Linked DNA regions of Homo sapiens: region 1 is linked to region 2. A link is a contact called in ENCODE Hi-C or POLR2A ChIA-PET data. All regions are on one chromosome and are shown on one strand. Each heading gives the region's core, a stretch centred on a gene start or an enhancer-like site at or near the end of the contact. The rest is flanking DNA. Distances are from core to core; before and after follow the strand shown. Region 1 overlaps AGFG1 (ArfGAP with FG repeats 1). Region 2 overlaps COL4A3 (collagen type IV alpha 3 chain).

What was found. Hi-C counts contacts between places; a loop is a spot of excess contacts on that map. ChIA-PET counts read pairs that join two places held with the same protein, here RNA polymerase II (POLR2A). Pooled maps may share reads with other maps.
Region 1: a loop to region 2 is called in a pooled map, with 3 times the contacts of the local background. The contact joins two enhancer-like sites. A Hi-C loop is called at or near these places in 2 of 50 pooled maps. POLR2A ChIA-PET finds 5 or more read pairs at or near these places in 2 of 52 experiments (IMR-90 and activated naive CD4-positive, alpha-beta T cell).

Annotation. Positions count from the first base shown.
Region 1 is chr2:227,481,762-227,484,461 of GRCh38, reverse strand. All of the region lies in intron 1 of AGFG1 (ArfGAP with FG repeats 1), which reads right to left. Among named protein-coding and RNA genes, the nearest start is that of AGFG1, 11 kb to the right of the region's middle. Within about 2 kb of position 1,326, at least 4 of the 41 ENCODE cell types and tissues checked have a DNase peak (open chromatin) inside an H3K27ac peak, as active enhancers do.
Region 2 is chr2:227,307,576-227,310,275 of GRCh38, reverse strand. It overlaps COL4A3 (collagen type IV alpha 3 chain), which reads right to left. Exons shown (of 52, transcript NM_000091.5): 48 at 2,357-2,566; 49 at 1,200-1,377; 50 at 958-1,072. The region is part of intron 1 of MFF-DT (MFF divergent transcript); the gene reads left to right. Among named protein-coding and RNA genes, the nearest start is that of MFF-DT, 16 kb to the left of the region's middle. Within about 2 kb of position 1,340, at least 2 of the 41 ENCODE cell types and tissues checked have a DNase peak (open chromatin) inside an H3K27ac peak, as active enhancers do.

The sequences.
Region 1 (2,700 bases), core at 77-2,576, 170 kb before region 2:
CACACCTGTAATCTTAATCCCAGCAGGCGGGTGGATCACTTGTGATCAGGAGTTCGAGAGCAGCCTGGCCAACATGGTTAAAACTCCATCTCTACTAAAAATAGAAAAATTAGCCAGGTGTGGTGGCAGTCCTCAATCCCAGCTACTCAGGAGTCTGAGGCAGCAGAATCACTTGAACCTGGGAGGCAGAGGTTGCAGTGAGCCGAGATCACGCCACTGCACTCCAGCCTGGGCCACAGAGTAAAACTCCGTCTCAAAAAAAAAGAAACACCACTTAAATGAAACTACTTTGTATTTTTAAAGACCTTGTATTAACAGAAGATTAAAATACTGATTAACTCTGGAATGTTAATATCAATAGTACAATTTCAATTGTGACCATAAAAGAAAATGGAGGGTGGGGGTAGGGGGGAGGGATAGCATTAGGAGATATACCTAATGTTAATGGGTGCAGCACACCAACATGGCATGTGTATATATATGTAACAAACCTGCACGTTGTGCACATGTACCCCAAAACTTAAAGTATAATAAAAAAAAGAAAACGGAATTCCACAAGTAAAAGGGAAAAATCAAAACAAAACCAAAAAAACTTGGCCAATTTTTTAATTAAACATGCATGTGCCATACAACCTAGCCCTAGATATTTACCCAAGTGAAATGAAAACTTACGTTCACCCAAAAACTTGAGCATAAACATTTACAGCATTTCCATTCATATATATCAAAAACTAGAAACTCCTCAAACAGAAAATGGAAAAACAAACAAGCAATGGAATACTACTTAGCAACAAGGAGGAACAAACTATTAAGATAAACAACAACTAACTTGGATTAATCTTAAAGATAATATGTTGAGTGAAAAAAGGCAATCTAGAAAAGTTATGAGTCCATTTACACAACATTCTTGGAAAGACAAAACCTGCAGTGTTGGAGAACAGATCAGTAATTGCCAGGAGTACAGTAAAAACAAGGGCTAAAAGTTTTTTGGGGTGATGGAAAACTTGCATGTTCTAATTTGAGTGGTGGCTATATGAATCTATACATATGTTAAGATTCACAGAACTGCATACCAAAAAATTATAACGTATGTCAAGAAATAAAAAAACTGTAGTCCTGATTTCGTGTTAGTATCTATAGTAACCACAATTTTTAGAGTAATTAAATTTATCATTAGCAGACTATCTTCACCTACCAAATTTGATCATTTAAGTGAATAAAATCCTGCAGTGAATCAAAACAAGTATTTTTAAGATGTGAACCTGAGGTCACTTCCCTTTTTTGCTAAAGCCCTTCTAGCTACAGGGTGAATTCAGGGTTTATAAAACACTTTTCTGTCATATTAGTCATAACTATTGGATGAAAGTGTTGGGTAAGTAAACCACATTACTTTCATGGGGCCAATACTGAAGTACCACCCATTCCAGATCCTCAAATACACATTTTAAGTCTTCAGTTTTGTGCAAAAAAAAAAAAAAAAAAGACTCAATAACTGCAGTTTTGATATCTTGAAAACATGTTTGCAAGTTAACTGGTTTCAAGAAGTTCAAAGTAGCCTACTGGTGCAGCCCAATACATTTTTGTAGTATAATTAAGACATCTGCAGATCCCCAGGAGATTTAGTTTTAATGACCACCACCCAGGTATGACTGTAACCAGATGGTGTGGCTCATTCCATATGTCCATCAGTGTGCTGCTCTTAACTAGGCCTCAAACAATCTTGCAAATAACCATTTGTTCAATTCAAATAACAATCTGTGCTGGATGAGTAAGTAGGAAAGCTTATTTAGTTAGTTTTATTAATTGTTTTTCTCCTGCTGTGGGAGAAGCTGGTAAAAATATTTTTAATAACCTGTGGAAGTTTATGTAGTTGCCAATAATACTGGCAGAAAGTAATAAAGTTGACATTTAGATCTAGCCCATCCTAGTTATTTACTAAAAATATTACATATGTTTCATAGCATAAAATTATACATTTAAAATCTAGAACAGATGGAAGGAAGGTGCCTTTAGTAGGTTATCAAATCTACAAACTATTGATGCCAAGACACCGTATATGTTGGCTAGTCCAAAATATTCGTCTATCCAGAGTCCAACATTAAAAAACTGAATATATTTAGCTTTCTATATATAATAATAAGCATGATATAAATCCCTATTGTTATTCTGAGTTTCTGGGAAAGCCACAAATACTACACCATAAGGTCCTTGTAACACTTAGAGCAAGCATCTAAAAAATAATATTCAAGTTATGACTTAAACCTAATTAAGGCATTCTAGTTAAAAGTAGTGGACAAGGCTGGGTGCGGTGGCTCACGCCTGTAATCTCAGCACTTTGGGAGGCCGAAGCGGGCAGATCACGAGGTCAGGAGATCGAGACCATCCTGGCTGACATGGTGAAACCCCGTCTTTACTAAAAATACAAAAAATTAGCGGGGCAAGGTGGCGGGCGCCTGTAGTCCCAGCTACGTGGGAGGCTGAGGCAGGAAAATGGCGTGAACCCGGGAGGCAGAGCTTGCAGTGAGCAGAGATCGCGCCCCTGCACTCCAACCTGGGCAACAGCGAGACTCTGTCTCAAAAAAAAAAAAAAAAAAAAAAGTAGTGGACAAAATCTAAATCTCTTCACATGCCCAAACCCACAACGAAATGACAGTAAAGGAATAAGAAGGTATTAACCCACAAGAGACAGAGGGTTACCAT
Region 2 (2,700 bases), core at 91-2,590:
AAAAAGAAAAAAGAAAGAACCACCTGCGTGCAGCTATGACAGTCATCACAGTCACACATGGCCAATCCATAAACTTCTTCACTAGCATTTACATCTGAAAGCTTTTTCTTTAAAAGACTATTTTTCTTTGCTTTTATCTCCATATGAATGTCAAAAGGGGCACAGATTTTGGAGCAGATAGACCTGGGTTCAGATCCTAGCTTTTCCACTAAATAGTTGTAAGACCCTGGGGAAAGTACTTCATTCTTATTTGTAAAACTGTAAATGATAGAAATTACCTATGAGCGTTTTCATAAAAATTACAGAGAATGTATGTAAAGCAGTTATCTTATAAAAAATAGGCATTCCAGGCTGGGTGCAGTGACTCATGCCTGTAATCCCAGCACTTTGGGAGGCTGAGTTGGGCAGATCACTGGAGGTCAGGAGTTTGAGACCAGCCTGGGCAATATGGTGAAACCCAGTCTCTACTAAAAAAACAAAACAAACAAAAAACCAAAAATACAAAAATTAGCTGGGCATGGTAGCACAGACCTGCAATCTCAGCTACTCAGCAGGCCGAGGCAGGAGAATCACTTGAACCTGGGAGGCGGAGGTTGCAGTGAGCCAAAATCACTCCACTGCACTCCAGCCTGGGTGACAGAGCGAGAATCTGTCTCAAAAGATAAAAAAAATAATAAAAAGAGACATTCCATTATCAATAAAACGCAGCTACTATTCACCTAAATTTCATAATAGAATTTGTAGGTAATCTCCTCCTGAGAAGTCTTTTTTAGTACTCCATTATTTACCAAAAGTAAAAAAAAAAAGTCTGTTTGTAGATTTTCAAGGAAATGTCTATGGCATGTTGCACACACGGACAGCAGGCAGCATCGACCCTGGGAATCACATTTTACCCAGCACAATGTAACATTCTACAGGTAGTCTTTACCCTAAACCTCCTGTTCCTTTTCTCCTCACCATGATGAATGAAAATCCTTTCCAGAGAGAAATCCAGCCGTGAGGACATGGAGGAATGTCAGTGGTTTGGCTGTGAACGGCTATGGCGATCGCAGGACCTTCACAAACAGTGCATCTGTAACATGAAACAAAGACTATGGCGGCATTGCCACTTTCTGCACTGTCATGTGCTGCCTTTCATTCCATTACAAGGGAAGTGATTCACTTGGTCCCATTGTAAAACTAGGGGATTGGATTTTTACCTGCTTATATAAGGCTCAAGGGCTCTGCCAGTAATGGGAGCCATGTTCATTGGCATCAGAGCTGGTGTTGACAGCCAGTATGAATAATCATTTCGAGATGCAAAATTACATACATCATTGACATTGCAGAATAAGAATGGCATTGTGGTAAATCGCTGCAGGCAGCTGCCAAGAGTTCCTAATGAAACATCAGACTGAGTATCACTTTCAGTAAGTTAAAGTTATTTTCAGCATCGTTACTAGAGAGAAGCTAATTTAAATGTAACCTGCAGCAAAAGCTGGACAAAGACAACACAAAAGAGTTATCTGCAAAATGTAGTATTGAAAAGTTTTCATACTGATAGAAATCAAAGATCCAATAGGCAAACAAATCTTCTTTCTCCCACCTTTAATACTTCCGGTGGCTCTTTCTAATCGATTTAGAACATGGGGGCTAGCATAGATCAGTTGGGATAGTGTTTTTGCTTCAAAGTATTCCCACTTATTCATATGTACATAATAGCTAATAACCAAATAAAGGTTTAGAAAAGCAGTTATTTGTGAGATTGAAAAGCAAATGGGTGGGCTGGGCATGGTGGCTCACGCCTGTAATCCCAGCACTTTGGGAGGCTGAGGAGGGAGGATTGCTTGAGTTCAAGAGTTTGAGAGAAACCTTGACAGCATAGCCAGACCTCATCTCTACTGAAAATCAAAAAAATTAGCTTGGTATAGTGGTGTGTGCCTGTAGTCCCAGCCATTTGGGAGTCTGAGGTGGGAGGATGGCTTGAGCCTAGGATGTGGAGGCTGCAGTGAGCCATGATTGCACCACTGCACTCCAGCCTGGGTGATGAAAGTGAGACCCTGTGTGAAAAAGAAAAAAGAAAAAGAAAAAGCACCAAAAAGATAAATGCAGACAGGTGGTTTAGGGAGTTTTAGGGGCAAATTGTTTGCACTGAATGGGAGGAGCTAGGCTAGCATTCCTGAGCTAGGCTCCTTCCACCATTTTACATTCCAGAATGAAAATTAGACAGGCCAGTGTTTTATTTGCTCTCTTTAAAATGTATCAGGAGACACTCAAGGTTATTTACACTTAACTTCAGAGGGAAGCATCCTAGGCTATAAAGATTTACAATCTGCATGTGGAACAGCACAACTGGCAACTGGGACTGGGACATTACCAAGGTCTTGTCCGTGGGCTCGTTGATTTCCTTGTACAAAAAGAAAAGAAAACCCACTGTAGAGTGGCACTGTCCCCTCTGGACATGAAGGAATTGCTGTGGTTTGACTGTGTCGGGTGAAGACAAAGCCTCTCGTTGTCCAGGTTGCAGGTGATCCACTGTCTCCACGTTTTCCTTTCAAACCTGGCAATCCATCTGATCCAGCTGGTCCTTCAAAAAACACATTCTAAATGTTGCAACATACACAAAAATCTTAAACTCGTTTTTTCAAAGTACTAATTTAAATATATTTTATATATGTTGAGCCCATAAATTGAAAGCAATCCTAGAGAAGAGTGGCTTAT